Regions from separate parts of the Homo sapiens genome. Here all the other regions are linked to region 1. A link is a loop called in an ENCODE intact Hi-C map of the cell type or tissue named here. Cell type or tissue: CD14-positive monocyte. All regions are shown on one strand. Each heading gives the region's core, and the rest is flanking DNA. Links, peaks and the distances in the headings are about the cores only. Region 1 has its middle 81 kb from the start of CTNNB1. Region 2 has its middle 280 kb from the start of CTNNB1. Region 3 overlaps LOC105377043 (a long non-coding RNA gene).

The links. Peaks named below come from ENCODE experiments on the same cell type or tissue, not always from the same donor. Only the 100,000 strongest peaks of a DNase experiment are listed, where the experiment ranks them.
Region 2: it touches region 1 in a loop (4-fold over the local background); 2 of 110 quality-filtered maps call a loop at or near these places.
Region 3: a loop joins it to region 1, with 1.9 times the contacts of the local background. A loop is called at or near these places in 3 of 110 quality-filtered maps.

The regions. Positions count from the first base shown.
Region 1 is chr3:41,113,161-41,123,911 of GRCh38, reverse strand. No RefSeq gene overlaps it. Among named protein-coding and RNA genes, the nearest start is that of CTNNB1, 81 kb to the left of the region's middle. RefSeq lists enhancers at 6,230-6,359, 8,480-8,774. In CD14-positive monocyte, for the core only: no CTCF peak of the experiment used is centred there; a DNase peak (open chromatin) is centred at 6,291; H3K4me3 peaks cover 381 bases; H3K27ac peaks cover 1,684 bases.
Region 2 is chr3:40,917,521-40,928,271 of GRCh38, reverse strand. No RefSeq gene overlaps it. Among named protein-coding and RNA genes, the nearest start is that of CTNNB1, 280 kb to the left of the region's middle. RefSeq lists an enhancer at 7,756-8,305. In CD14-positive monocyte, for the core only: no CTCF peak of the experiment used is centred there; a DNase peak (open chromatin) is centred at 4,931.
Region 3 is chr3:40,795,244-40,805,994 of GRCh38, reverse strand. All of the region lies in intron 2 of LOC105377043 (a long non-coding RNA gene), which reads right to left. Among named protein-coding and RNA genes, the nearest start is that of ZNF621, 280 kb to the right of the region's middle. In CD14-positive monocyte, for the core only: no CTCF peak of the experiment used is centred there; DNase peaks (open chromatin) are centred at 5,414 and 7,212; H3K4me3 peaks cover 375 bases; H3K27ac peaks cover 1,706 bases.

The sequences.
Region 1 (10,751 bases), core at 3,546-8,545:
ATTTTCTTTCTTTCTTTTTTGTTTTGGAGACAGGGTTTTGTTCTGTTGCCCAGGCTGGAGTGCAGTGGTACAGTCACAGCTCACTGCAGCCTCGACCACCTGGGCTCAGGTGATCCTCCCACCTCAGCCTCCTCAGTAACTGGGACCACAGGTGTGTGCCACCATGCCTGATTAATTAAAAAAATTTTTTCTTGTAGAGATGAGTGTCTCACCATGTTGACTGGCTGGTCTCAAACTCCGGGGCTCAAGTGATCCTCCTACTTCAGCCTCCCAAAGTGCTGGGATTACGGGAGTAAGCCCACTGCGCCCAGCTCAAATGGTGATTTTCTATTTCTATTATTCCTCGTACACCTATTAATTAGAATTCTGTAAGGAAGAGCTGTTCCTTCTCTGTTATTTATTGATTTATTAAATTATTTATTTATATCAGTGTGGACACTTGGCTATAATCCTTTACTATCATTATTTATTTTGCTAGAGCAGGCTTCTTAAACGGTCAGAAACCACACAGTGTCTTAATGATCTATAATGTGCTGATCACTTCCTCCAGAATGTGTGGCCTCAAGGGCAGGGCCTGGGGCATATGCATGTCTGCATCTCCCAGGCCCTGGGCCTTGCATGATGCCTGGTGTAATGATGTGCTGAATGAGTGAATGAATGAATTAATAAATGATTCTAGTACCTGGAAGTAGAGCAATAATAAAATCTAGAGGCTCTAAGCTCCAAAAGGTTTATGATACCTTTTTCTCTAAGCTTGATAAGTTGAAACAAAATAAAAATACTCTAAACTGTAAAATATATAAGGAAGGCCAAACTGGTTCTCAGTATTCTCCATATTGGCTGCTTAGTTGCCTTAATATCAAACGTTTTAAAAAAGTGTTGCTAGTTGTCTGTGTTTGCTAGTGCCCCAAACACATACTAGGTCTGCCTGTTGATCATTGTAAGCCTCTTGGAAGAGTTGGTGTGGGGGCAGTGACTTCACAGAGGAGGGTATAATTGAGGTGGATCTTCAAGAGTACATAGGCATTTCAGACAAAAGAAAGGGAGAAGAGTATTCCGGGCAGAGGAAATATTAGGTTAGTGCAAAAGTAATTGCCGTTTTTGCAATTTGAAAGTAATGGCAAAAACCGCAATTACTTTTGCATCAACCTAATAGCACATGCAATGCTTAAAGGAATGGAAAACAGTGACATTTTGGACAAATGGTCATTAGCCCCATGTAGAGGAATGGCAGGGCATGAGACTTGTGTGGGAAATAATGGGTAGAAAATTGGAAAAAGCCTTGAATGTCATATCTAGGGATTTGGACTTGATCCTATAGGTAATGGGGAGCCAAAGGAGGTTCTAAGTTGGGCAATGATGACATTCATTCATTTAAGAAAAGCTTACTGAGTATCTACCACCTGATGGTCCAATTCTGGAAAAGACCCAGTCCTGGTCCTCATGGAGCCAGGAGGGGGAGAGTGTCAGTGGACACATTATAAAACAATCAGAGTTTCTACAAAAATCCATGTTTTGGGAAGAGACTGATGGCAGAGGTGAACAGGCAGGGAGGGAGTAACTCATCTTCTTCCTCTTTCCTGCCTTGCTTTGCTTGGGCACACTCTAAACCCACAGCTTCCAGAAGAAGGGAGAAAGGAATGGTCAGCCTTATGAAGTCCTGCAATCTGTGGGGCGGACAGGAACTTTGATCCAGGCACTTCTTTCTACAAACAGGAGAAACCCTTCCTCTATAAAGTCCCTGACCACTATGGCGTTAGGGTGAACGAAGACTTCTAGACCTTATGTGGCTTGATACCTGGAAACTCAGGAGATACTCAGGGATAAGAGTTTGGTTTAGCGAGGGCAGTGTTTATATGCTAAATTTAGATTCCTGCTCTTTATTTTGTAGCTGTAACCCCCAAACACAGATGATATAGGTCATTGATGTTTGCTGTATGTGCCATGTTCATATCCCCTCTAGCTTACCATTGCTTTCAACAGCCAGTGCTTGCATCTGTTTGCTGGAAGTATTCTCTGCAGACAGTGTGCACAAGCCCAAACAGCCAGAGAGTTCATGCCCTCCTCCCAGTAGTCCTCCACCAAGGGTTAGCAGGAGTTGGTAGAGAAATATTCCAGCTCCTTCGCCCTTCTTGTGTAATAACTCTGAGGTGTGTTCTGTACTGACTCCCAGAGTTGGCCAGGGGGATTAAGTTCCAGTTGCCCACAGTGTTGCTTGACAACAAACCCTTATTGGCTCCTTCCCTCCTGTCTCACTTCTGACTCTTCTACAGGTGGTCCTAGGAACTCCTCAAATAAACTACCTCCACTGAAATCTTGGCTTCAGGATCTGCCTATGGGGGAACCCACATTAAGATGACATATGCACGGTGTATATTAAGGAAGCATCCTGTCATTTGCATGACAAGATAAGCCACCTGGCTTACCTCATCTAGGGTGGGAACGAGCTGCTGTCAGTGGAGGCACAGTCAGCTATGGTGACTGCCCCCAACCCCTCTCCATTTCCACTTTCTCGGGCTGCCTTCTTCCCCTGGTATTTGTCAAATACCACCCTTGACTCTGGAGCCTGAGGAAGGGAAAGATCACATCAGAAGTTGAGCTCAGGCAGGGTCTGCTTAACACAGGCAAGACTGATGGAGAAGGAATCCATGGCTCACCCCTTTTCAGTCATTTCCTTGCAAATAGCAAGGAGCAGCTTCACATTTTTTTTTTTCGGTCTAATCACTAAGAACTCCCCTCTGGTGGATACTTTTTTAAGAGCATAATAGAAGGTGTGATATCTTGTGAGAGGCGCCAGAATCACTTGGAGAATGGCAGCTCTGGGATTGAACGAGGAGGTGATAAGTTCCTGGGAATATTAAAGATTAACACCAAATACTTTGTTGCTATTTAACTGTCTGACAATTCATGTTGCTGAAGCGGAAACAGAACATTTCTTTCCCTCCCTTCTGTTTATTCCTTCTCTTCTCTGTTCTGGGGATTCAGAAGCTGTGGATGTCAGATGCCAACTCCTTAAGGGCTGAAATGGTTTTATATAATAACAGAGGCGGGGGCCTACAAAATGAAGAAAGAATCTAATTCAGTGCTTGGGCTGAAATGGGAACTGGAAACGAAGGGGGAGCATTCTTAAAAATAGCTCACTCAGAGAGAAGAATGCAGCTTGTCTCCCAGCGGCAGGCTCAACCCTTGGGTGAATTATAGGAACCTACTGTAGGCCTTGTGCGTTCCCTTTTGAAATGTTGATCGTGGCTAAAAGGAGGTGGTTGAATGGAAGGCTGCTGGTGACTGATGCTCAGAGCAGTTCTTGGCACTGGACGAGGCTGCCAGGCCTCCATTTGCAACCTACACAGGCAACATGCCACTGGGACACATATGCCTCGTTCCCTCCCACTAATTATGTATGCATCTCCTATTGCGGGAACTCCAAACCCTTCACAGAGGCACACACAAGTCTCTAAAAAGGGATGAGGAAGGAGCCTTTGGGAGCCCAGGGAAAGGCGGGGGAGAGTGAGAGAGAATGAAGGGAGAGCAGTAAGACAGGAGATAATGATGTGGCACCTTCGGGACCCAGTGGCCCCGGGAGACACAAAAAGAGGAGGCTGGGGAGTGGGGAGAAGGAGGAGAGAGAGACCAGATGGGGATAAGAAGCCCGCAGGGATAAGCGGAGGGAATCCAGACAAACAGAAACAGAAGGAAGGAGGAGGATTGTCGATGGGAGGAAAAGGAGGCAGTCATTTCCTTGCTGGATAGTAAAGGAATGGGGCACAGCACCCTTCACCCCTCCCACAGGCTGCAAATAATTCCTTCTTCCTGTGCCCCAACCCCACCCTGTGTTTATAAGAGGAGCCATGCTTGATTCTGTTTTGCAGTCATCTTTGCTTCTAGCGGACAACTCCTGGGAAAAGTTTGGAAATCTTACAATTGTTGCAGGCTTTCACTGCAGTCTTTCAGCTTGTCAAGTGGTCACTTAGCAGATGTGCTAGGTTCATCAAGGGATCTCTGGGTCAGTCCTCTTCTGCTCTCTGGAAGGTTTGCCTTTGAGTGATTACCAGTCCACGTGCCCCATCTTTATCTCCTCAGACTCCACCAATCTGGACAGGGTCCCCTAATGGTTTCTTCCCTGGTCTGAGATCCCTGAGAAAGTGTGCAGGCAGGCAGACAAGGCAGCCTACAGCCCTTGCTGTAGCATCTTCCAAATTTAAACCAACAAGGAGGAGGAAGGGAAGAGGGCAAGAGCTTTGTCCTGCATTCCTGGTAGCCTGTATGGCACCACCATGGAGGCTCCTGCTGTGCTCTTGGCAGCTGCCCATCTCCCATGGCACCTTTTATTTCCATATACCTGCTGACCTCAAGCATGCAATTTTTTCCTTTTTAAGAGACAGGGTCTCACTCAGGCTGGAGAGCAGTGGTGTGATCATAACTCACTATAACCTCGTACTCCTGGGCTCAATCCATCCTCCCACCTTAGCCTTCCAAGTAGCTAGGACTACAGGTGCAGGCCACCATGTCTTGCTAATTTTTTCATTTTTAGTTTTTTTGTATTGATGAGGTCTCATTATGTTGCCCAGGCTGGTCTTGATCTCCTGAACTCAAGTGATCCTTCTGCTTTGGCCTCCAAAATTGTTGGGATTATAGGTATGAGCCACCACAAGTGTGCAGCCACATGTCTCTCTCTGCCTAGGGACTTTGACCTGGGAGCAGCCCTAAACCAATGACTGGTGTGCAAATGCACCAGCTTCCTTGTCCCTTGGATGGCACAACTCTGAGGCATGTCCTATCCAGTCTCCCAGAGAGCCATCATGGGACTGAGCCCAGTTGCGCACAGAGGCATCTTGATCAGGAACACCCCCTGTACTGTCCTTTCCTTCCCCGTCTCACTTTCCTTACTATCCTATTGGAATTTCCTGGGATTACCTCCCAAATAAACAATGTGCCTTCGAACTCTAATCTCCTGAGGGCACTAGCCCAAGGCAGGGGCTGTGTGGTTGGAGCAGCTCCTCCCAGATCACGTGAGTGGAGGGGACGTGAAGGGCTGTGTCACCAAGGTGTTAGCACTTCACAAACGAGGGGCTATTTATCATCCACTGGTTGGGGTTTGGGTTTCCTAGAGACCACTCAGACAACTTGCTGGTGTTTCCACAGTGATGTAGTTTGGATATTTGTCTCCACCCAAATCTCATGTTGAATTATAATCCCCAGTGCTGGAGGTGGGGCTAGTGGGAGGTGTTTGGGTCACGGGGGCGGATCTCTCATGGCTTGGTGTAGTCTTTACGATAGTGGTGAGCTCTTGTGAGATGTGGTTGTTTAAAAGTATGTGGGACCTCTCCCCTAGCACTCTCTCTCTCTTGCTCCTGCTCTCACCATGTGACGTGCCTGCTCTTGCTTTGCCTTCTGCCATGAGTAAAAGCCTCCTCAGCCTCCTCAGAAGCAGATGCTGCCATGCTTCCTGGACAGCCTGCAGAACTGTGAATCAATTAAACCTCTTTTCTTTATAAATTACCCAGTCTCAGGTATTTCTTTATAGCAATGCACGAATTGCCTAGTACACACAGAGACTGGCAGGAGCTACCTTAGGTAACAAACAACAGAAAAACAAGAAAACAGTGGGAAAAGAATATGCACAGTAACTTTTGCACGTTGACGGACATACTTTGAGAATTAACAACCCAAATCGAGTGAAAAGCCTTTAAAGCAAAGTATGGGCATGGAGAGAACTGACCTGGCTGACTCTGACCCTTCTCAAACTCTGATCTGTGACGTGGATGCAGGCAATAGAAACATGGAGTGTGGCTGCCTCTGACCCCAAGGAGAGTGACCCTGGGGTCTTAAGAGAGGAGTTGTGGTGTCTGGAAAGAGTCTGATCATTGGAGGAGACAGGCTAGGGTGGAGTCCCTGCTCCCCATGCTCTAATTGTGTTTACCCTGAGAAAAAGATTTAACTTCTCTGAACCTCAGTTTCCCCATCTGTAAAAGGGAGGCCATAAAACCCCACAGAATTGTCATGAAGATTAAAAACAACATAATGCCTGTCTGGCAGCTAGTATCAGTCAGGCTTCCTTTTCTCTTTTCTTTGTCCTTTCAGGGAGCCGTACCCTTGGCCTGACTGAGGCCAGGTTTAGGGGAAAAGGAAGCGTGTCTCAAGTGCCCCGGCCACAAGGTCAGGCATTGGGTTGGCCGACTACCCCAGCTCCCCACATGCAGCCAGTCTGCGTCAGTGGGCGTGGGAAAGAGACGTAAACGCTGAAGGGCACTAAACACGAGTTAGACATGCCATTCCGCACCACCAACACATTTCAAAAGTGCACATCACAAGGCTCTTGTTGAAGCCCTGGCGGCCAGCCAGGGTCAGACCACAAAAGGAAGTTGTTTCCTCGCTGGAGCTGCTGGGCGGCTGGGCGTGGTCAGAGCGCCACATCATTGCAGAATGCAGGGCTCTTTGGTGACTTCCTGTCCTCCCATCCATTTTTTTCTCCTATGGGCCCTGCTGCACTGCCCTGGTAATGCCCCAGCCAGCCAGAAAAGTCAGCATTCACCTGACCTTTCCCTATGTCACAGAAATGGAAGGTCTGTGATATTCACATGGGCCCTGTTGCAGTGGCCACCACAGCCTTCCAGGCCTCTACCTTGGCTTTTTCTCCCCTTGGAGTATAAGGAAACGGTTATTTTATCCACAGTTGGTAGCAATCACATTTCGTCTGTATCATTGAGGTCTGAAAGGCAGCCACGGGCCCCAGAGGTGGCAGAAGGTCTGTGATGCAGCTGGAGTAAGTCAGGCCTCGTTCCCAGCAGACAATCTGCAAATATTTATTGAGGGTCTGCTCTGCACCCAGGGCTGCGGGGCACACAGAGACGCCCCGTGTGAGACAAGGAGCTTGTGTTCTGACTGGGAAGGCCAGACTGACACACAGGAAACCAGGGGGTCCTGTTGACCCTGAGCTATGCTTTTAATGCACGATTGTGTGGTAAGGTGTAGGCCAAATACCAAGACATTGGTCTTAGGCTCCGTGATCTGGTGCATTCTCAGAATCTGGAGAAGATTGTAGAAGTTAATCTTGTTTTGCCCAGGGGCTTTCCTCCAAGCAGCACTAAATCCACTAAATCCCCACATGGTCTCTAGCCCCTTTTCTCTCATTGGTCTTTTTGCCCTTTATCTTTAACTCCACTTAAGTTTTATTCCTTCAAACTAAGACTATAAACATTCAGAAATTGTTTGCACTTATCAATTAGTCCTCAAAAATACCTTGCAAGGGACGTCCTGCTATTTTTCTTTTCCAGAGGAGGAAACAGGCTGAATGTGATAAGTGGCACAGCCAGGATCACAAAGAGGGTTGATCTGTCCTGTGTGGTCCCTAACTCTTAGGGTTCTCATAGGTGGGGTAGAACTGGAAAAGATGCTGGCAGAGTCAGCTCTGTGCTTGGGCTTGCAAGAATGTCAGTCCATGGAAGCAGGATCCTCAAATATCACATAAATAGACTCTAAATCCTAAGAAATGAAAAAAATGAAACTAAATTCACAATTCCTATATGCCTACCCACCTGAGATAGCTACCTATTTGGATAAATACCTATATATACTTTTGCATGCATTGAAATATTGTGACTCAAGTAATGGGACAGTAGAAAGTGCTTTTTAATTTATCTTTATTTTTTATTTGGAGACATGATCTCACTCTGTCCCCAGGCTGGAGTGCAGTGGTGTGATCATAGCTCACTATAGCCTTGAACTTCTGAGCTCACGCTATCCTTCTGCCTCAGCCTTCTGAATGGCTGGGACTACAGGTGTGTGCCACCATATCTGGCTAATTTTGTTGTTGTTGAGACGGAGTCTTGCTATATTGCTCAGGGAGGTCTCTAACTCTTGGGCTCAAGCAATCCTCCTGCCTCGGCCTCCCAACACTGGGATTATAGTTGTGAGCCACTGCTTTGCCTGTTTTTTTTTTTTTAATCTTGAGTCATTGAACTCTCATTGGTTGGACTATGTACTGACATTTGCACCTAGAACTAGTCTAACTCTTTTAGGGCTCCCTTAGTTTTACTCAGCCCATTTGCCATTCTTGCTCTGTACAAGACAACTTCTGTTGTTGGAATTTGAGTCCAGTGTATAGCATGTCTCTTCTCCACCTGGATTCTGAATCATTGAGGCAGATCTAGAAAGCCTCTGGATTGACAACGGAAAATCAGCATCCTCACCAGCAAAGCTGATGGTAGAGAATGAACCTTAGCTATGTGGCAACTGTGGATATCAAAATACCAAACTTATGATTAGACAGACTTACATCTCAAGCAGGCTTTGCTGAACCATTGCAGTCCTCCCCAGGTGGGGGCCGACCCTACATTTGGGGAGCAGGGAAGAATGCAGGTCTCCTGCAGGCTGCCAGAGCCCAAAGACACAAGAACTTCTCAGTAGCTTTTTTCGACCTCATCCAATCAGGGAAGAGTGCAGGGTGGGTAGAGGTCAGGGTTATTAAGCAGGTAAAGCCCCTTCCCCAAGAGTGCAAACCATGCCATAGCTACACGAACGACAGAGTCACTCTCCATAAGCACAGCCTTTCTAACCCCATGTAACTCAACTCTGGCTGTTTCGAAGACCTATCATTGAGTTCAGGGGTTGAAGGTCAATTTGTTGGTAGCTGCCTGGGGTTGTTCATTGGACAGGGATGAGAGGGTGGAGAAAAGGACCTTGACAATCTGTTGCAACATTTTCCTGCACAAAGAGGCCTAGTAATGTGCTCATTAATGGCACGGTGATTAAACCTGGGTTTAAGTCCTGGCTTTTTTCCTAATTTCCTTATCTATAGCATGGAGATAATAATTATACTTACTTTTTTTTTTAAACATGAATTTAATGAAATAATTTCCAACAAAGGCCTTAGCACAGTTCCTGGCACGTAGTAACTGCTTAATGAGTATTTGCTTTTATTACGTCCAGTGGAATGCCTTGTGCTGAGATCATCACGCTTCCGTAGAGCACCTGCCACTCCGTTTTCTTATTTGTACAATGGCAATGTAGTCAGCTCATGTCTAATCCTGAGCATGGTGCTGGACACACAGCATCTGTGTTAGTTAATTCCACCAGCAAGTGCCTTCCTGACTCAAAGCTGAGCTCTTTGTATTATACTAAGGGAATTAGTGTTTGGACTAGGGATAACAGCAGGGGATAATGTGAAGTTGCTGCTCAGTCATGGTGGGAGGAGAACCTGGGGCCTTGGAGGAAGAAAAACATGGTTCTAGCTGGTCAGTGATGAGCATGAAAAGGGAGATGGAGGCAGCCAAAGATAAGCTTCTCTGCTTTTCTACTTTTTTCCTTGCAGAGGGAACTTCTAGGATCCAGGTGCATCATGGATAGCCCCTGAGCTGGTCATTGTGTTGAGTGGCTGGCAAGACAATCTCTCTCTGTTTCTCTCGTTCATTCTTGTTCCCTCCTGCCTTCACACTCTGCCTCCCTCTCTCTGACTCTCCCTTCCTGTCTCTGCCTTCCAAACTCCAGAACCTCCTGCCCTCTCTAATTATTAGGCTTACAGCCTTGGATCTGGCCCCTGCATTTTTCGGGCAATGAGAGCAAGCCCTGACTATGTTGTGACGTTCTTTTCGACAAAACTGCCTTTTAGGTAAATACTTTCTGGGCCAATCTCACTGAATTAACTATCTGGGTCATTTGAATTTCTTCTCCGGGAAATAATTATGGCCTTTGGGAAATGTAAAGTGTAGAGCAGTCCTGTGAGCAGAGAGAAAATACCAGCCTCCTTCTCCCTATGCCACCTCCTTCCAGTTCTATGTGACCCAGGGAACCAAATTAGCAGTGACTCCCATCTCAGGGACCCAGTGTTGCTTTGGATCTCTCTGGGGAAGTCCCTTAGGCACTCAAGGTAGCTCTGCACATGAGGGAGATAATATTCCTGTTACTTTTCTATGTATGAGAGCAGAGACTTCCTTCCAGGCAGCTAAAATTTTTTTGAAAAATAACATTCTGTATATTCCCTCACCAATTCTAGAGAGTGAAATAGAGAATTAAGTGGTGTCATTACCATGCCATAGCATTGGGAGGACCAACGTTTGCTGACAGTGCAAGGCAAGAACAAAAGCTCACAGACCTGAGTTTGGGAGTCAGTGCGGGTAGCTGGGTGGGTTCAATTATGGTAGTGAAACGTTGTAGTAGAAGAAGCCTACAGTGTCTTCTCTGGCTGGGGGATGCAGGAAGTTACCTTGTAAATGAGAATGGCTCCTTTTTGTCATTAACATGTAAGATGAGGAGGCCACCACTGCCCTCGGGGAAGGGAGGACACCTCTTGTGCCTGAACAAAGCTGGCTCTTCCTAATATCCCTTGGGAGGCAGAGCTGGAAGGAGGGATGGTGGGGAAGTTTGCAAGGGGCTTTGTATTAGTTTGCCAGGATGCCATAATAAAGTACCACAGACTGTGTGGCTAAAACCATAGAAATTAATTTTTTCACAGTTATGGAGGCTACAAGGCCAACATCAAGGTGCCGGCAGTGTTGGTTTCCTCTGAGGTCTTTCTCCTTGGCTTGCAGAGGCCATCCTCATCTCCCTGTGTCTTCACACGGTGTTCCCTCTCTGTGTGTCTGTGTCCTAATCTCCTCTTCTTATAAGGGAGCCAGTCCTATTGGATTAGGGCCCACCCATATGACCTAATTTTACCGGAGTTACCTTCTTAAAGGCCATATCTCCAAGCAGGGTCACATTCTGAGGTACTGGGGTTAGGACTTTAGCATGTGAATTTTACAGGGACACTATTC
Region 2 (10,751 bases), core at 2,937-7,936, 200 kb after region 1:
TTTTCATTGAAAGGGCCCAGATAGGGCTCAATACAATGAGTGAAAAAGTATCCTCTCCAATATGAAACTATGAGATTTTAGAATATCACAGGTATATCAGAACTCCGAAACTCTTCCAGAGAGAAAAAAAAAAGACAGAAAACTAAAAGTCAGAATGGCAGGGATGGGTCTTCCTAAGGGCAATACTGGATGTTAGAAGACAAAGAAAAAACATCTTCCAAATTCACCTATAATTATAGAGGCAATCAAAGTATTTAAGTGTGAAGGAGTAATAAAGGCATGGATTGAAAAACAGAACCCATAAGGCATCCTTTCGTGGGAGATAACTGCTTTCGTGGGAGAGGTACTGTAGTAAATTAAGGGAGTAAACCAAGAAATAGGAAGACATGGAGTCCAAGAAATGGTCTCCAACAGAAAATACCACAAAGGGAAGTCTCTTGCTAAGGATTTTGTAGCAAGTCTAGGGAACCAGTCCTCTCGGATCGCAGAAGAGACAAGGCTCCAAAAGAGGGATCTAAAGGGAATAAAAGGGAACTGTTTACTCAAAGGTCATCTGATATTATGGAGTATTCCAAAAGAAAACACTGGTAAGTATGTGATATAAATCAGATGCAGCATGTGGGAAAAAAATATAGTTACATAAAAAAGCCCAGGTCAATGAATAAAACCAGGTGACCATTAACTTCAGGAAAATGAAAAAGAGTACAGGAAAAAATATAATACTCTGCTTTCCACTGTGAATGTCATTTACATAGGCACAATAATGTAAACATTGACTGTATTAAAAAAACTAGTTAGCATTTAGAAGGATGGGAGCAGAGAAGTGGCCTTTGGTGATATTACTATGAAATTTTAAATCATTTAAACAGGGGATCAGTAGATTCTAAACACTGGCAATATAAAATTACTTAGAAATATGCAGGTTAATATCAGGAGAAAACAGTTCAAGGAGGCAAAAATAAACTGCTTCTAGGAAGTGGGCTTGGGGACTGGAAGGGTTGCAGGAGAATTGTAATTCTTTATTCTAAATCTTTTGATATGATTTGACTGTGTAACTATTTGTAGGCACTACACTTGCATTGTAAACCCTCTGTGTACTGCTTCAGGTAGTTTCTACCTCACCTGTGTTATTCAAACCTTAGCTGTGGTAACCAGTTCTACACAGGATCTGACCAGCTTCCTGCAGGTGTAACCTGACAGTGTCTTGCCTCAGATCCATGCCCTATGCTTCTGACTTCATGCTCTTGGGCTTCTCTGTGAAATCCCAGGCAGGAGCCACTGTGGGAACCCACTCACTTCCCACATCTGTGCAACCTGGAAATGCAAGGGAGTTAACGCTGCAGAAGGCAAACTTTTGACCAGTGGAGAGTCCTGAGCTGGTGGATAAACACATCCTCTTTCTTCCTCTGGACAGACAGTTTTGAGACAGGATTCATGGCATCTCCCTGGATAGAGCAAACAGTCACCTGCAGTCATGGCTGAGCAATAGTGCATCTTTGTCCTATCGTCCTCCTTCCCACTGTCACTGTCTGGACACTCATGCCATCCTCTGGATCATAGTCCCAGTCAGCCTTTGCTTTCTTGGCAAACCCAAGAAAAGTCTAAAATGATTAAAAACTTTTAAACAAAGGCAAAAATGGAAAGAAATTAAATAACCTACTTTCTAAAAAAGATCTAAATGGAAGATGATACTATAACAAGGAAATGCAAAGTGTAAATGCAGAATTTTTGCAGCAGTAGATAAATACTTGAAAAGGAAAACTAATGGTTTAGAATTGATAATTTCTTAGCAAAACTGAAAGTTGAAGGAGGAAAGAAATGCTATAATAAGTAAGAAATGCTCCAAAGTTCCCTTCACAAGGAGTGGTAAAGGGAATTGGGCTGGCAAAATGTCTTGTTGGGGACAGAATGGCCATTGTTTCATCTCATATATCAATGGGAAATATAGGCTTAAATATGGTAATGAAGATAGGGAGGAACCCACTAGCAAAATGGAGAAGCATAATAACAGTTGGAAATTAATGGTGGTAGTTGGGGGGTGGTAGTATAGAAAAAAAACTCAGTCAAGCACATACTAACAAAAAAATAAATCAGTAGCAACAAGTATAATAAATAGAAAACATGAACAAAAGGAAAATAAATATACCATTTAAACTAATAATCATAAATGAGTTGACTTCTCCTTTTTCTTGAAAAAAAAAAAGGACTCTCAGGCTACAATAAAACCCCACAAAATTTGCATCTGTATAAAGTGTATGAGACATACTTAAAAGCAAAAAAATAAAGAAATGTTTATTTTAATCTTGATTTTAGAGATCAAAGATATACCAGGCAAATGCAAACAATTAAAAAACAAGAAAGATGACATTTTACTATAAAACTTAATTTGAGGCTTACACCATGAATTGAAGAAAAGAACTAGATTGTTTATGATAAAAGAAATAATCCTTGAGGACGATAGAACAGCTACAGACCTTTGTGCATTCAAAAATATAATAGCAAACTAAAGAGCAAAAACTCCTAGAAATATAAGGAGAATTTTATAAAATCACAATGATAGTAGAAGGTTTTATTACAGCTTTCATTATTCAGTATATTAAGGCATTAAAAATAAGCAATGTAGAAAGCATTTAAATATTACAGCCAACAAGCTAATTTAATAGCTGTCTATGATTTTGTTCACCCTGGAAAACATGTTTAGAAATCAACATATACTTGATCACAAAAGAAAACAAATAAACTATCTCCAATAAGAGATTTTACAGGTCACATTCTTGGACCACACTCCTTGAAGACCGCAGCTGTCTTTGTTTCTTCCTGCTCCCCATCCCCCTCCAAGGGTGAATAAATCAAGCGTTAGGTAGTAATGAGAAGGCAAGAAAGGGAGAGCAGTGGGAACTGAGGTTCTTGGGTGGCTACTATGAGATAGCAGCTTCTATGCATTAGCCACTTTTCCTATTTTTAAAATCCAGTTCTCAACACCTTCCTGTGTAAGGGAATTTCATCCATTTGCAGGGGACGGAGAGTTGTTCTTCTTATTCAGTATTTGCACACTATCAGATCCCTATAAACTCCAGCAAAGTCCATGCCTTCCCTTGAAAGAGAAAGAACTGTACCCTCTGCCCTCAAATCCAAGGCCTCTTTCCTATCTCTGGGTGGCTCTTTTCCACATCAGTGGTAAAATGGGGATTGTCACACTGACCCACTTCTCAGCAGGGCTGTGAAATGCAACGACTAATTACAAAGGCTAATAAAATATTTACAGAGCTTACAGCACACTTTGGAAGTGCAAGGGTATAGTTAATAAAAATAATGACGGTGCTAGACAAACACTGCTCAGAGCCTAGTGCCACTCTCAAGAAGAGTAAACAACTTGCCAGGGTAATTTCAAGCCCTATTGGATGCTTGCAGCAAGTATCACTGTTGTCCAAGAGGAGAGAAAATCTGCCATGCAGGAAATCTTGACTGAAGGCCACAGCCCAGCCATTCAGAGCAATGTGGTTTGATTAAAATGAGCAGTGACCTTTTGTGCAAATGCTGGGATCTCTGGGCTTTTTCAGAATTCAGGGAGGTAGAAGTGAGTTGGCTGCTTGCCACCTTGGGCTCAAGGTCCTAGGCCTTGCTTGTTCTGTAAAGAGACCCTTCTCCAGGAATCCGAAGTCCAGACTGCTCTGGGCTGGCCAGGACCAAGGAAGGGAGGGATCTCTTAGTGGAAAGTATAGAGGCATTTTGGATCTTTGCAGAAGACACTAGAAAGAGCAAGTAGCAGAGCCTATTTAAGTAATAAAAAGAGAGGCAGAGGATCAGATGGTTCCAGACAGGAAGACAGAACCCATGCTAGGAATTTGGTGTAGGGGACTGGAGTTAGTAGAAAAGCTGATAGGGCACATAGAAGGAGACAGTGAGGTGACCTAGAGGTCAGCAACAGTTAAGGTAGGAGGAACGAAGGTGGAGGTGCTGTCACCTGAGCCCTGAAGGTGTGAGCTGGATCCATGAAGAAGATGCTGCCACTGCCTGAGACATGAGAGCCAAAGCCGAGAGATAAGGGGAGAAACCCTGGCTTCTACCCTCCTCCCTCCCACCCTCCAATGTCCTGTCTGTCTTCCTTCCATCAGCCAAACCTAAGCAGAAGCCAGTAGACAAGGAAGCCTAGGAATTGCAGTTTGCATGGCTGGCATCTGCAGCACAGAGCAGGGCAGGGGAGGGCTTGAGGGCTGATAGGCAGGTGCTCAGCACTTGAGGTGGGAGTCGGGGGGTGGGGCCGAACAAGGCTGGCTCAGTTTTATGGGATGCTAGACTCTCACCAAGAACCATGGGCAGCACAGATGGGTATTTAACCCAGGAGTCACTTTCCTCATCTCACACGCTAGACAAAGAGGAGGTTGTGACCTCTGGCCTCCCACCTCCCAGCTACCTAATGACCCATCACCTGGTGAGCTAGGCTGGCCTCATCCACTGCCCATAAGAACAAGCCTACTGGTCAAGGAATATGCTTCTGGCCATTAACACAGGTTGTAAAAGTGCCAATGCAGCCAACCCTTAGGGAGCCTATGAACACTCCCTCTCTGAGTTTGAGTTCCAGCCGGCATCAGAGGCTCACTGCAAGGGTCAATGCAATCCTAACTGGTAAACCAGATTCTAATACTATGAGGGTGTGGAATTCTAGCTACAGAAAGTCACCTGCATGCAATCACAAACGACCAAACCTGACAACAGGGTCAACAACAGGGCAATGTATTAAAAATGGAGGATGTCCATCAGTTGGGCGATCCCAGAAGTCAATCTAGAAAGTTCCACACAAGCCCTTTTTAAATTTTCCTCCCCAAGAATGGTGTTTAAAATTGTAAACTGTCTTATGAATCAAGTAAGGAGAGTCAAGTTCACGGGGTGTTAATTTAATGACTCACTTGGGGCTTTGACTAATTTTGTTTCTGTGACAGTGTGATAATTTTACAGACTCCAAACCAGGAAGTGAGAAGTAATTCATTTCCATTCACTCTGTGTCAACACAACTGACTAGGAACCAAGCATTCCTTTAGGTAGGTTTGCTAGTGGCCAAATTGGAGACCAGAACTCAGGAGTCCAGGCTATGAGTTGTGCACGTGGCGAGGTGGGGAGAGCTATTGTGTTGTTAGTGACCCCGTCCCCCCGTATTCTGTTCAGAGTCCCCTTTTTCTTTTCAAATGGTTTGACAGGAACTGCTCATTCCTGCCTCCCATGGATATAACACTGTTTCTGTTTCTGGGGCTCTAAGAGTTTCAGATTTGATCCTTATCCAGAAGTTCACATAACTCAACTGTTATGTGAGGAGGATCAAATGAGAGAATGCAGTTCCTGGTGCCTCTCACCTTACCTTGGAGCAGGAGTTCAAGCAATACAAACTGCTTTAGCACTTTTGCTGTTGATGCGTTGTTTGAATGGCAGTTGTGCTGGTGAGTTTCCATTTGCCCTTCCAATCCTGCTCATCTTTATGGACTGTAGCAAGCATCTCCTTCATTCCTGTTTTTGTTTGTTGTTATTGTTGTTGTTGTTGTTGTTTTTGAGACAAAGCCTCACTCTGTAGCCCAGGCTAGAGTGCAGTGGCACGCTCTGGGCTCACTGCAACCTCTGCCTCCTGGGTTCAAGCAATTGTCCTGCCTCAGCCTCCCAAGTAGCTGGAATTACAGGCACACGCCACTTCACTCAGCTAATTTTTTGTATTTTTGAATAGAGACAGGGTTTCACCATGTTGGGCAGGCTGGTCTTGAACTCTTGACCTCAGGTAATCTGCCCTCCTCGGCCTCCCAAAGTGCTAGGATTACAGGCGTGAGCCACCACGCCTGGCCCATCCCTGTTTTTGGTGTGGCTATGGGAGGTGCTGGCAGGAAACTGCAGGATGAGGGGAACATTAGGTTGGGAGGTTACCCCTCTGCTCCCTCTCTGCCAAACCACACACGAATGCTGTGGTCCTTCCCCAAAGGCCACAGCTCTCGTGCAGGTAGTCGCACCCTCCCTTTGCCACCTCAGGACTGGGGGAGCTAAGTGCTCCCCACAGCCATTGGCCCCAGGTGCTTCCCTGCTTCCTATTGTCTTCCTAACCCTGTCCTTATCTTCAAAAATTATCCTTTTGTCAGTGAAAAGAGTCAAACCCTGTAATATACTTTAGAGGTTTATTGTGCATCAAATATTAGTGACCAAGGCCTGACCCTGTCCTTATCTATTGTCTTCCTATTGTCTTCCTAACCCTGTCCTTATCTTCAAAAATTATCCTTTTGTCAGTGAAAAGAGTCAAACCCTGTAATATATTTTAGAGGTTTATTGTGCATCAAATATTAGTGACCAAGGCCTGAGGCACAGTCTGAAGAGGCCCTGAGTAGGTGCCCAGGCTGTTGGGCCACAGCTTGGTTTTATACATTTTAGGGAGACATGATCAATACATATGGGGTATGCATTGGTTTGGTTCAAAAGGCGGGACAACTCTAAGTTGGGCGGGGTGAGCTTACAGGTCATAGGTGGATTCAAAGAGTTTCTGGCTGACAATTGGTTGAAAGAATTGTTATTATGATCTAAAGTCCTGGAATCAACAGAAAGGAGTGTCAGGTTCAAGATAAGGGATTGTGGAGACTGCGGTTCTTGTTATGTACATGAAGCCTCATGCGTGGCTGCCCTTAGAGACTCTAGTTGACAAGTGTTTGCTATTCAGATCTCTAAAAGATGTTGGACTCTCAGTTAATCTCTTCAGGACTGGGAGAGACTGGAAGGGGAAAAGATCTAGTTATAGTAATAGATATTCTTTACAGATGCAATCCCCTTGCCCCACCTACCGCCACTGAACAGCTATGCAGGCCATTTAAAAATATGACAAAGAAACATATTCAGGGATAAATTATTTTGATTTCCTTCGTTTTTCTGTCTGGCATGTGGTATTGTGCCAGAGTCAACATTGGAAAGCAGGCCACATTATATAGGGTTAAATGAAACTCCTCTGATGAGATTTTATGGTTTGTAGGGTATGACTCTCCAGTCCCCTTAGATAGGAATTTGGGCAAGAGAAGAAAAAGATCAGAGTTTAGTCCTCACTTTATTACATTCTACATTTGAGGGTGCTCTCCTTCTCCTTTCTGCCTGATAATTGAGTAAGTATATTTCACAATTAAAAAAAAAAAAAAAAACAGCAACAACAAAAAACCCCAAACCAAAATACAGTTTGAAAACTCTCAGGACCTTTGGCCAGCTGTGGCCTGGGCACCACTGTGTCTTTGCCATTTCATCTTTTTAAACTCCCCATTAGTAGGGTTGTGGGAGAGGAAATTGGAGGAATTTGTACCAAGTAAGGTGATCAGGCAATTAATTTATGGCCTATGCATACAGATTTCTGGAACATGTAATATTCCCATCAAGAATATTCTGTCTCACTGTAGCCACAAGTATTCTCATGTACTAGTGCCAAGCTCACAAGTTCCATACACCTCTCCCTGTAATGAAAGATTCTTAAGAGAGGTGCCGTACCCAGACCATTTCTGGGAAACTGGGCACACAGATTTCAGCACCTAGAAAAGTACTGGGCATATCACGGGCACTCAATAGTTATTTGTAGATTAATGAATATATTCTGGGATATATCTACAACCCACTATGGTTGGCATGTGAGGTGGAGTCAGAGACCTCGAGCTTCCCCAGTGCAAACTGTGCCCCTTGTCTCCACGTCTTTGTGTGCAGGACTCATCTGTAGAATCAAAGTATCAATCTTTGGTAGATACTGGCAGAAGCATCCAATTGGGTTTCTGATTTTAAATAGTCTTTTCTAAGGGAATATGCCATGCATTCTTGGGGTTACCATTGCATTGCAAACCCCCAATTCTAGCTTCTGAACTGACTAAAAGAAAAAAGAATGAGGGGACTTTAAATCTCTGCACCTAACTCTACTAGCTCACAGCTGAAAAACCTTGATCACAAGTTGCCCACAGGATGACTCACACTGAAATGAGAGCCTTTTCCCTGCACCATGTGTTTTTGTAATGCTAATTGAATGTGAGGGAACTACCTAAGGACAAGGCTAGCTTTTCAGGTGAAGTCTTTGGTTAGTCTGGCCTGGTAATGACGAACTAGCAGTTCTTAGGACCAACCCTCAATGCAGGAGGCTACTTTGTTCATGTGGTTTGGCTCCCTAAACTAATGAAACTGCTGGCAGAGAAAGGGGAAGAAAGGCCTGAACCCACGAGCAAAAACTAGATGTGGTCCAACCCTGCTCAGTGATGTTTGGGTTTTACAGATTAATTCTGCAGCTATTAAAAATTATCATGATCAAAATTCCCACAGGATAAACAGGACTTTACTACTGAGCATTTGAAAGTCTCTAGGCCTGAATCCCCTTCCTTCTCCAACTGAAGCTCGTCTTTATGGGTACTTTTGTAACAAGACTTCTTAAGAACATATATACTATATTTTAAGCAGAACAAACTGTGGTCAACCAAGAGCCTTGGGAAAGCTACCCTCTACCTACCCTCTACCTACCCTCTACCATTTTCCTCAGCTTGCTAGAATCAGCAGAAGGACCTTCCTAGTCAGGTGTGACAGCCTCATTCTAGCAAGCTTGATTGGTACTAGAGTCCTTTTGTGACAGTGGTTGGTTGTAATGTTCTAGATCTTCTTTTCAGAAGGATGATGCATTACTTAAGGTTCTCCAGAGAAATCAGAGAAAAAGAAATAATAGGATATGTGTGTGTGTGTGTATATATGTATATATATATGAATACATATACATACTCGATTATATGTATATATCTATACATAATGCATATTCTATGTGTGTATATATACATATACAGAGAGAGAGAGCACTTCTGAAAGCTCTCTCTCTATAGCTTTTGAACTTTATATTACATATAATAGAGAGACTTTAAGGAATTGTCTCACACAATTGTGTGGGCTAGCAAATCTGAAATTTGTGAAAATTCAGGCAAGAGTTGATGTTGCAGTCTTGAGGGGAATTTCTTCTTCTTCAGGAAATCTCCATCTTGCTCTTAAGGCTTGCAATGGATTATACAAGGCCCACTGTCATTCGGAGGGCACTCTGCATACTTAAAGTCTACTGATTTCATGTTAATCTTCACTCAAAGACAACTGATTGTTAACGTTAATCACAGCTAAAAAGTACCCTCACAGCAACATCTAGGCTGGTGTTTGACCAAACAGCTGGCCATAGCCTGGTGAAGTTGACACAGAACATGAACCATCACAGATGCTGATATAGATCACCTCAAATACATACACATTCCAACAGACACTGTCTCCTTTGGAGAAAATAGTCATCCCAAAGAGAGATATATGGAGATATATGAAGAGAGTAAGAAAGGGAAACATTGTACATTTTAGCAAGGTCTGGGTGTTATTGCCTCATTTTACTTTCTTTCAGTCGAAGTAAGTGCTGACTGGCACTATGAATTGCATGTGTTTTCTCGTGTGCCATGATTGGCAGTACCCCTTGAAGCATTAGAGTCCCCTCCTTCATTGTGTTCCTCGCATCTCCTCGCTCTCGCCTCAGGGACAAACAGGACAGCAGTTGGCCTGCGTTATCTAAGAGGTGCGGTCACCAGAGCATAGGCATCCTCTCTTCTCTCCTATCCATGACAGAGAGCAGGGGCCTACCTTTCTGCATATATAGGTCATGATGTTAAATAAATTGCAAGTTTTCTTTCCCGGGTTATCCTTAGCTTTTCTGCTTAAAAGCAACATATGCAAAGTAATTTAGGATGGCCTGCTGTATTCACCTAGGATCTGAACAAATGAACACTACCATTTCTGACATTTTAAATAAAGCAGTGAGGCTTTAAATAAAGTCCTGACCTATGGGCTGACTCATAATATCCACATACGTTAAATCTGAGGTTCATTTTCATTATTTTATTTTCCTATTTTTGGATGCTTCAATGAAGCCTATTTTCTAAAATGTAATTCATATTAATATTTCACAGATTTGTATTCACTTTTCACTAGAATTAAGGACTTGACTCAACAATGTTAAGAAAAGCAAATAATAGATATTTATATGATAACTGTAATTTGAATAGATTATTATAGTTTTTATTTTACAAGATAATGTTGCAACATATAACATTAAAATTTAAAATATTCAATTGTTATTGCCAAATGCAATCAGTTTTTAATGACAAACTTCCCTCTATCTTTTTACATTGTATAATTATCTGTAAACAGATCACCTGAGTTCAAATTAAATATTTAAACTGTTTGCTGATTAGTAACCTATGAAGTCATAGCAGTTATTATTTGTGACACAGTAATAACAACCTTCTAAAACTAGAGATCTTTTAAAAGTAAAATTTACATTAAAATGTAAAATACTACAGAAAAATGTACAAATCCTAAGTGTTTTAACTCAATGAATCTTGGTATTTATTTTAATATCTAATTATAAATGACTTCTGGGTTATAAATTATTCCTGTATATTTTTCTAGAGAGTAGGTCAGCAGGGATTAGGGTGACCAAGTCATCATTCTCCCAGGACTTTGCAGATTTTAGCACTGAAAGTCCTGCAACCAGGGTAGCTCTTCAGTCTCAGGTAAACGAACATTTGGCTACTCTAGCAGGGACAGGGCTGTGATCTGGTCTTACCATTGATTGAATGTATGTGTTGAATCACCTTCTCATCCCCTATCCCCTTCCCTTCACTTGTAGCCTCAAAATGAATTCTGTAATTGACACCAAAGTGTTGGTGTTGGGGCTAAAGGGAAACAAGAATAAGCTGGGGGAC
Region 3 (10,751 bases), core at 2,300-7,299, 320 kb after region 1:
GACAACGATGGCATTTTCAGTGGTGTAATCCTCCCACACTTTTATGATGTTCTCTCTAACGGGGTTCTCTTCCATAGCATTGACAATCCTTTCCATAAGGTACCATATGTAATGATTTTTTAAAGGTCCTTATGATCCCCTGATCTGCAGGCTGAATTAGAGACATTGTGTCTGGGGACAAATAGTCCACTTTAATGCCCTTGGTATTGAACTTGTGGAATTCTGGGTGGCCAGAGGCATTGTCGAATATCAAAAGAACTTTAAAAGGCAGTCTCTTACTGGCAAGGTACTGCCTTACTTCAGGGACAAAACATCAATGGATGTAATCCAGAAAAAGGGTTCTCATTGTTTATGCATTTTTGTTGTATAACCAAAAGACAAGCAGCTCATATTTGTCTTTTCAATTCAAGGCCCAGAGGTTAGCAGCTTTGTAGATAAAGGCAGTCCTGATTATAAACCCGAATGCATTTGTACAACATACAGTTAGCTTATCTCTTTCTGCCTTAAATCCTGGTGCTTACTTCTCTTCCTTACTCATAAATCTCTTTTGTTGCATTTTCCCCCAGAATAAGGCACTTTCATCTGCATTAAAAATCTGTTCAGGCAAATGTCCTTTCTCCTTGGTGACTTTCTTGAAGGTGTCTGGGAACTTGTCTGCTGCCTCTTAGTTGGCAGAAGATGTTTCTCCTGTTATCTTGACATTTTAAAGTCAAGCCTTTTTCTTTTTTTTTTTTTTTGGTGTTAAGAAGCACTTTTATTAATACCTTATATATGTCATAATTTTTCACTTGTTCTTTATTTTATATATATATATTTTTTTCATTATACTTTAAGTTCTAGAGTACATGTGCACAATGTCCAGGTTTGTTACATATGTATACATGTGCCATGTTGGTGTGCTGCACCCATTAACTCGTCATTTACATTAGGTATATCTCCTAATGCTATCCCTCCCCCCTCCCCCCACCCCATGACAGGCCCCAGTGTGTGATGTTCCCCTTCCTGTGTCCAAGTGTTCTTATTGTTCAATTCCCACCTATGAGTGAGAACATGCGGTGTTTGGTTTTTTGTCCTTGCCATAGTTTGCTGAGAATGATGGTTTCCAGCTTCATCCATGTCCCTACAAAGGACATGAACTCATCATTTTTTATGGCTGCATAGTATTCCATGGTGTATATGTGCCACATTTTCTTAATCCAGTCTATCATTGATGGACATTTGGGTTGGTTCCAAGTCTTTGCTATTGTGAGTAGTGCCACAGTAAACATACGTGTGCATGTGTCTTTATAGCAGCATGATTTATATTCCTTTGGGTATATACCCAGTAGTGGGATGGCTGAGTCAAATGGTATTTCTAGTTCTAGATCCCTGAGGAATCGCCACACTGTCTTCCACAATGGTTGAACTAGTTTACAGTCCCACTATCAGTGTAAAAGTGTTCCTATTTCTCCACATCCTCTCCACCACCTGTTGTCTCCTGACCTTTTAATGATTGCCATTCTAACTGCTGTGAGATGGTATCTCATTGTGGTTTTGATTTGAATTTCTCTGATGGCCAGTGATGATGAGCATTTTTTCACGTATCTGTTGGCTGCATAAATGTCTTCTTTTGAGAAGTGTCTGTTCATATCCTTCGCCCACTTTGTGATGGGTTGTTTTTTTCTTGTAAATTTGTTTGAGTTCTTTGTAGATTCTGGATATTAGCCCTTTGTCAGATGAGTAGATTGCAAAAATTTTCTCCCATTCTGTAGGTTGCCTATTCACTCTGATGGTAGTTTCTTTTGCTGTGCAGAAGCTCTTTAGTTTAATTAGATCCCATTTGTCAATTTTGGCTTTTGTTGCCATTGCTTTTGATGTTTTAGACATGAAGTCCTTGCCTAGGTCTATGTCCTGAATGGTATTGCCTCGGTTTTCTTCTAGGGTTTTTATGGTTTTAGGTCTAACATTTAAAAGTCAGGCCTTTCGCTAAGATTATCAGACCATCCTTTTCTGGCATTAAATTCTCAGGCTTTAGATTCTTTGCCTTCCATTTGCTTTAGGTTTTCATATAATGACTTCACTTTTTCTTGAATCATATTAGAGTATAAAGGTATGCCTTTCTTATAGCAATCCTGCACCCACAGAAAAGCCACATTTTCAATATGTGATAAAAAGTACTTCACAAAAAGTGCAAGGTTTCATGCACTTTTTTTTAATGCAGTGATGGCTTCATGAAATTGTTTTTCCTTCCTTCCTTCCTTCCTCCCTTCCTTCCTCTTTCTTTCTCTCCTTTCTTTCTTTTCTTTCTCTTTCTTTCTTTCTTTTTCTTTCTTCCCTTCCTTCCTTCCTTTCTTTCTTCTTTCTTTCTCTTTCTTTCTTTGATCTTTACACTGGTTTCATTTATCTTGAAATGGTGAACAACTGCAACTGCTGACCTCAATTGATGGTGCATATCAAGCAACTCTGTCTTTTCTGGTGATGTCATGACTTTTCTCTGACACTCGGGAGCACTTCAAGTACTGGCACGTTTGTATGGGTCCCATGATGTTATTCAAGGTTTATGGTATTGCAATATGAAAAATACATGGAAACCACAAAAGATCATTTTTTAATGTGATATGCAATTTACTGGAGAGACAAACTGTTCACAAGGAGATGAATAGCAGCACATGGTGTTTTAAGCAGATATCCCCAACACTGGAGCTGACCCAGTAGTAACAAGAGGTAAATACAAAATTATTACAGTAGTACAGTATGTATTCTAATTAAGTTTATGCAGTTATGATTTAATATTGTATATTTACATTTCTCTCAAAATACAATATATTGCATGTATTGTATATTTACATTACATGCAAAAGGCAACATGTATGGCCTGTATGTGTATGCATAAGTTTTGATAAATTTAAACTTTTAATAATAGATGAGCATAATTTATGATAGTAAATGATAAAAATAGACTACCATCTATATATATTTTTTGCATTGATTACATACCAAAATTTTACTTAATTTTTTTCCATATTTGTAGGCTATATGATTCATCTGCAAGTTTTTTTAAGCTGTTGCAAATCTCTGGGTATCAAAATGGACTGCTTGGATCCCAGTAACCTGCAGAATTTTTATTACCAAGGTATCCCATCTTCTTTTTTGCTTTCATGACAGAGACCTTTTCTTTTTTTATCTGTGCAGTCTACTTGCTAATTTTTATTATTCATACATTTTTAACAGCAATATTCATAAATGAGTTTGGTCATCTTCCTTGTACTCTGATTTGAGTGGTGGTGTTATTTTTGGCTTCCCGTGGAAGCTCTTCTTATCTTGCTGTGCTTTGAGACAGTTTAAGTATTGGAATTCTTTGTTCCTTGAACATTTGAAATTATTTACCTGAGAAACCATCTGGGCCTGGTGATTAGGGTATGTTTTAGTCTTAATTTCTGATTATTCATCTATTTAGAATTCTTATTTTCTCTAGGGTGAATTTTGGTAATTTCTGTGTTTTCTAAGACACTTAATTATTTCATCCAAGTTTCAATTTAATTTGTACCCAGGTTTGCCAAACATTCCCTGAAACTTTTTTGAATGTCCTCTGTACATTTCATTAATTCTTCTTTCTAATTTTTTATTTTTTATTTCTAATATGATTTTTTCAAATTTTTAAAATTTGTTTTTTCTTTTTCAGTCTTGTAATTCATTAATTTCTGCTTTTACTTTATTATTTATGCTTTCCATATGCTACTTGTGATATTTTTTCCTAACTTCTGGAGCACATTTTTTAAAATTTTCATTTGTAGTGTCTAATATATGTGTTTATGGCTTTATTTTTCTGTGAAATCAGCTTTGGCCATCTTACATTAATTTTGACATGCAGTATTTTATTATTGCTAAGTCATGGAGTTTGAAATTTCAGTTTCAATTTTCTCATTGACCCAAAAATTGTCAAAGAGGAAAATTCAGGGTTTTCCATCTATTATTACATTATGAGATAATTTAATTACTCTAATAAATATAATACTCTTTATTGATCTATGATAAATAGTATTCATCATGCTGGATGTATTAGTCAAGATCTTGGCAGTAAGACAATATGCCGAAAAATATTTAACTAAACAGAATTGAACAAGGAAACTAAGCATAGAGATTGGACGGGTTAAGGGAACCACAAAAAGATGGTGAGGTGTCCAGGGAATAGCAACTGTGGGAATCTGTTAATACCCGTAAACCTGAAGGAAAAAAGGGAGGGAAAAATATCACTGGAGCCTGTGAGAGTCATAGCCATGCCGGAAGGTCTGCCTAGAGGAGCTGCAGTTGAGGAGGAACACATCCACTGCTGAACACTGCCACTGCTGAAACCGCAGGGGATGAAAGGGATAGAGGGGACAAACACTCCAAGCATCCTTCCCTTCACCTTCCTTCCTCTGCCCATACCCAATGGCTGAGCACAGTCTGAAGACAGAGGATCTGAGAGCCTGAAAGATGTGGTCTGTGGAGGTCAGCCACAGAAGGACACAAAACAGGAACTGAAAAGGGAGGAGAAAAACAAATCTGGGAGCAAAAACTGGGAATAACCAGCACCTCAAGTAAATATCATTCTACTCGTATTTAAACATCAGGAATAGATGTAGACTGTGTTAATGCTCTGTGGTCTACTTACGTGATTCATTCTATTTCTAGCTTTCCTGATTTTGAAACATTCTTGCATTCCTAGTACCCTGAACCCTACTTGCATACCTGCATATTCTTTTCAGTATACTTTTGAGTGGTAGCCTCTTTATTTAGAATTTTTATATCTATACTTGTAAATGAGATGATTGGTTCAGCATTTTCTTTTGGGAATGCCAGTTGTCATAGTTTAGTACCAGGGTTAAATTTGCTTTGTGAAATCAATCAGAGGAGCTTTTCACATTTTTATGTTCTAAAATAATTTATACAATAACAAAAAATGATTCCTTAAAAGTTTTTTTTTTAATTACTCAATTATATTCCTACCAGGAACTGGTGACTTTTCTTTCAGTTAATTCTTGGACAATGTTTCTGGGTCTTCTATAATTATTGGTCTGAACAGGTTTTCTAATTTTGAGTCAATCTGGGTCACTTATAATTTTCTAAGGAATGGCTCCTTTCCTGGATATTTATTTTCTCCTGGTAGATCCACATTTTATTTACCCAAACTTGGGGGTTAAATCGTCTTTGTAAAGGGTTTTTCCATCCCCCGTGGCTGCCCATAGGATTGTTGTAGTTGCTGCGCGGAGAGCTCCTCAAAGGCTTGGTTAAAACAGTTAAAACTCTTAAGAGGGGTTTTATCCTGCAGATAGGATTGTTCCAGCTTCTCTGCAGCTGTAGAAAAATGCCACATCCTGTGGAGCTGACCACATGAGAATGTGCTTGAGCTGTCCTTCCAGAATGATTCACCATGTAGTTGCATAACCTCAGCACCTGCCTACCCTGGAAACTGACCTCTGAAAACTGGCTGTGATTTAGCCCTCCTGCTCAACAAAAGCAACAAGGAAGTATGTGAGAGGAGGAGAAAGAAAGGGAAGCAGGGAATGCATGCAAGAGTGAGCCCTGCTCTAAGAAGGATGTGCCTTCCTTGACAGAGCTTTCCTTCTGGCCTTGGCTCTGCCACTTTGGATGTGTCATTGTGAGTAACCTTGCTGGGCTTTAGTTACCTAACTGTGAAATGAGAGGCTCTGAGGCCTTCCTAGATTTATGTTTCTATTAACAGATTCCCCCCAGGATCATACCTCTCTCAAGAAACTGATGGAATTGCATAAGTAACAGTGTCTGAGAGCTGAGATCTTATTCAGGAGGGACAAAAAGGCCCTTCTGCTCCCCTTGTATCTCCCCACCAGCCTGCCTTGAACTCAAAGAGCTGCTATGTGGGGTTCAAGTTATCAATAGCCTGAGCAAGAGTCTTGGCCCAAAGAAACAACCCTTTGAACTGTTTAACACCTTAATGTGCACTAACGCATCCAACTGGCAAGGTTCTGAGCGGACAGGATGTTTTTGATGGGGAGGGAGAGGTCTAGTGCATGGACCACTGGAGAGAGCCAGCCTGGAATGACAACCAAAATTGCCAGGGATGGATGGGGAGGTGTGCAATTGGCAGGCAGGTGACAACATAGTGTTTATTGAGTGTGTGGCCAAGATGGAAGTGAAATACAACGCTGTCTTAGCTTGGGCTACTATAACAAATTATCATAGACTAGGTGGCTTAAATGATAGACATTTCTTACACTTCTGGAGGCTGGGAAGTCTAAGAAGGTGCTGGTAGATTCAGTTCCTAGTGAGACTTTCTTCCTGACTTATAGACATCCACCTTCTTGCTGTGTCATCACGTGTTCTTTCCTCCATGTATGAGCATGGAAAGAGAGAAAGATTCTTTCTCTTCTTGCAAGGGCACTAATCCCATCATAAGAGCCCCAGCCTCGTGACCTGTTCTAACCCTAATTACCTCCCAAAAGCCTTACTCCCAAATACCATCACACTGGGGATTAGGACTTTAACACATGAATTTTGGGAGGACACAAACATTCAGACCATAATGAACACAAATTAGTCTATAAGAGTTTGAGGAATGTTTAGCATCAAAGACTCTGGCAATGTAGCGTGAATAACATGGTCTATAGAAGCCAACAGAGCTGGGTTTCCATCCCAGTTTTGCCACTCACTTAGCAAGTTCCTAAATCTCTGTGAGCCTCTTTTCTCATTTGCAAAATGGGAATATAATGCCTATCTTTAGGGCTGATGAGAGTTAAGTGAGATAATGTTTAAAAAGTACTTAAGCACAGTGACTGGTACAAGTGAGAATTTAATCAACATATCTGCTATTAAAAAGAATCCCACTTTTGACCATCTCTCTCTAGAAGCCATCCTTAATCATTTAATTAATCACAAGAATTTTTGTGTTCCTGCTGTGCTGATCACTCTGGGGTTACAAGGAAAAATATTCCCTGCACTCAAACAGCCTCCTATCCAGTGGAGTAGACAGATTTGCACACAACCAAGTAAAACATAAAGCAAAACTGGCATGAGAACCAACTAGAGGTGTCCCAGCACACTGTGGAAAGGCCTAGGAAGGAATGATGAGCTCTCAGAGTGGGAGTGGGGGAGCAGGTCAGGCAGCATGTGAATTAGGTTTTACCAACTGATAAGGTCATCTAGTCTGACACCTTTGCTTTACAACTAAGGACCCAGACAGGTTTAAAAAGGTTAAAAATTCTCCACTCACATATTGACCACAGACAATGTGCCAGTCATTGTTAAGCTTGACTTCTTCTTTTTCTTTTTTTTTTTTTTTGAGACAGACTCTTGCTCTGTCACCCAGGCTGGAGTGCAGTGGCATGATCTCAGCTCACTGCAAGCTCCGCCTCCCAGGTTCACACCATTCTCCTGCCTCAGCCTCCGGAGTAGCTGGGACTACAGGCGCCTGCCACCATGCCCAGCTAATTTTTTGTATTTTTAGTAGAGACGGGGTTTCACCATGTTAGCCAGGATGGTCTCAATCTCCTGATCTTGTAAGCTTGACTTCTTAAACCTCACAAGAACCCTATGAGATGGAGATTCTTGCCATCCCCATTTTATGGATGAAGAAACCGAGGTACAGAGAGATGACATAACTTGTCCAAGGTCATATAGCTCATGGGTGACAGAACAAGAATTTGACTCCCTGTAGTCCTCTCCAGGACCAACACAGCTGCCTCTCTTAGCAGCAGAGCTGGAGCTGAAGAGCCCAGCTCGCGACTGAAACACTATGCTTTCCCATTCTCCTACACAGCCACTTCCAGCAAGTCAAATATTTCAGAAGGCAATTCTGGGTGAGCTTTCCAGGCTGAGGACAGCCTAGAAAAAGAATAGAGGACAGCAAGAGAAAAAGCATGGAGACCTGAATGGTCACGTTCTTGGAAGAGTGCAGGGATTACAACTGAAGGGTGGAATGAAGTTAATTAATAACAGTAGTGTAACACTTGCACCATTACAATCAAACCTCAGGTGATGAAGAAGCAGCAACAGCAACGTTCTTATACATTTTAGAAGTAAGAAAAGGCAAAGAGTGGTCTCTCAGGCATTAGTGTCTCCTCTGTCATCACAGAAACCATAGAGATATAAAGAAACCCTCAACTCTAAACCTGCTCCTCTCTTGGGTTCTACCATCCACCCTCCTGCTACTCAGAAACAGGGGAGAGGTAGGAGACTCATTTCTCCCTCATTCCTTTGCCAATTCTACTTTTAAAATATTTTTGGCTGGGCACCATGGCTCATGCCTGTAATCCCAACACTTTGGGAGGCCGAGGCAAGAGAATCACTTGAGGCCTGGCCAATATTGCAAGACTCCGTCACACAAAAAATTTTTTTGAAATTGCCCTTGTGTTGTTCCAGCTTCGTTAAGAAGCAGATGCCAAGGTGAGGTTAAACATGCAAGGATTTTTGTTAAGGAAAATATCTATGAGAGAAAATGTGGAGGAAGCCAGGAGAAGCTCACAATGAGTGCGACCTCGAATGAAGAAAAGAGGGAGAGAAGGTTGGGTGGAAGTGTCACACTGTTGTGCAGTGCAAGGAATGTTCCGCAAAGCCACTGGGGAGTTTTAAGCCACAAACACCATTAGGGGAGCTCCAGGTCTCCCAGAAACATCCCCGTACTTGTATTACTGCCACTCTTGGTAACTGGCTGACATTAGCTCATGGGAAGCATGGCTTCAACACAAACGTGAGGCTGGATTTAGATCACAGCAATAGTGCCCATGGTCCATTATGTGCCCTGTAACTGGGGAGCTGTGAGTCTAGACTGATGCCCAGGTACATAGCTCCTCATCAACTCTACAACTACTGGCCCAGTTCAGACCCTTCCATTCTCTGTAGAACCTCAGCTGGTCTCCCTGTTGCTAATCTTTATCACTCCAAGCCTTTTTCCACACCACAGTCAGAAAGACCCTTCTAAAGTACAAATCTAACATGTCAATCGTCTGCTTAAAGCCTTCAATAATGATTTTGCTAATTCCCTTGAAATCTATAAATGGAGCTCTTGCGTTGTATAAGAGATTGATTGAATATTTAATCAAACAAGATGCCCTTGAACTGGTAACATACTTTATTCCAGCACTCTAGTCTGAGTGAGGTAAGACTCTATAGAGACTGAAAATACAATTTAGCTGAGACACTTACACATTACCTTTACTGAGAGTCATTGAACGTCTTGCTGATCTTGTTGGGGAATTTAAATCTTTGTAAAATGTGACTTGGCTAAGCTTATCAACAACTGATTATTAATGATATTACTGCAAAAACACAATCAAACTCAACATACTACATTCTGAGTTCTTGATTGGGAATTTTACTGACCTTGGGATTTTCTAATACTTTATGAACATCCTGCCATCTAGAATATTGGCAGGGGGTGGAGGGTACCATCTTTTGGGAATGTATTAACTGACTTTGCCCATTCATGAGGTAAACCAATAATTAGCTCACGGCAAGATGGCAGGAAGTTCCTGCCACAAAATATAAGAATGACAATGTAGCTCCCATTATTCATTCTTCAGGAACACAGTGTAAACCTTCATTCTCATCTCAGTAGTTAAAAACGTCTGTAGCTCCTGGGACAACTGGAACACTACAGGTAGCACTGATCACAAGCTTTTATCTAAAGAAAATGCCATAGATTTAATTTTTGCTGTGATCTATGCAATGCTGAAATCCTTTGACTTAGTGACACACCTAGAGGAGGAATTCCTAATATAAAACTTTGAAGGTCACAGCGTGTCCCAGATTTAGATATTCTCAGGGTGATCATTTTGCACAGTTAATTCTGTGAAATCCAAAATTGGTTCATAATGTCACTTGAATATTATTTCTAATAAAAAGGATTTGAGTCATTCTTAAATATTAGGGCCAGTTTATATCTGCCCCCAAAGCATCACATTTTCTCCAAAAGACACTCACCATGTTAGTCTAGCCATCATACAAGTGGTCCTTCTAGGAAATGTCCACAAGAAAGCTTGGAGAAACCCTAGGCTTGATGTCCCATTATTAATCCCAATATTGCAAACACTCACAAGGCATATATCTTATGCCAGTGGACTTATGACACTGGCATCTAATATTTTCTCTGATCAAGAACTCATAACAACCATTTCAGATAAACAGCTTTTTGATCATAGCAGATTCTTATTCAAAATTCCTCTGATTTATTTAAAATTGAGGAAGAGAGGACCAAGACTCCTAATCCCCCATTCCTTGGCCACTTGCTTGCACCTACTTCAGGTTCCTAGAGGAGAGATAAGAAAGAGGTCAGGGTGAAAAAAATGCAAGTTTTCTCTTGCTTTGTCCCCAAAACCATATAGGAAGAGTCCAACCTTGGTAGCTGAGCTGGACCACAAGAGGGTGACAAGGACAACCTTTGTGCATCTGACCAAGGCTACACTAAAAGTCAGCTGTGATAGTTTTATGTGTGATATCGTTAGGCTTTATGTCCCCACCCAAATCTCATCTTGAATTGTAATCCACAGGTGTTGAGGGAGACACCTGGTGGGAGGTGATTGGATCATGGGGGCAGTTTCCCCATGCTATTCTCATGACAGTGAGTGAGTTCTCATGAGATATGATGGTTTTATAAGGCAGTTTTCCCTGCTCTTGCTTGCTCTTTCTCACCTGCTGCCATGTAAGATGTGCCTGCTTCACCTTCTGCCATGATTGTAAGTTTCCTGAGGCCTCCCAAGCCATGTGGAACTGTGAGTCAATGAAGCCTCTTTTCGTCTCAAGCAGTTCTTTGTAGC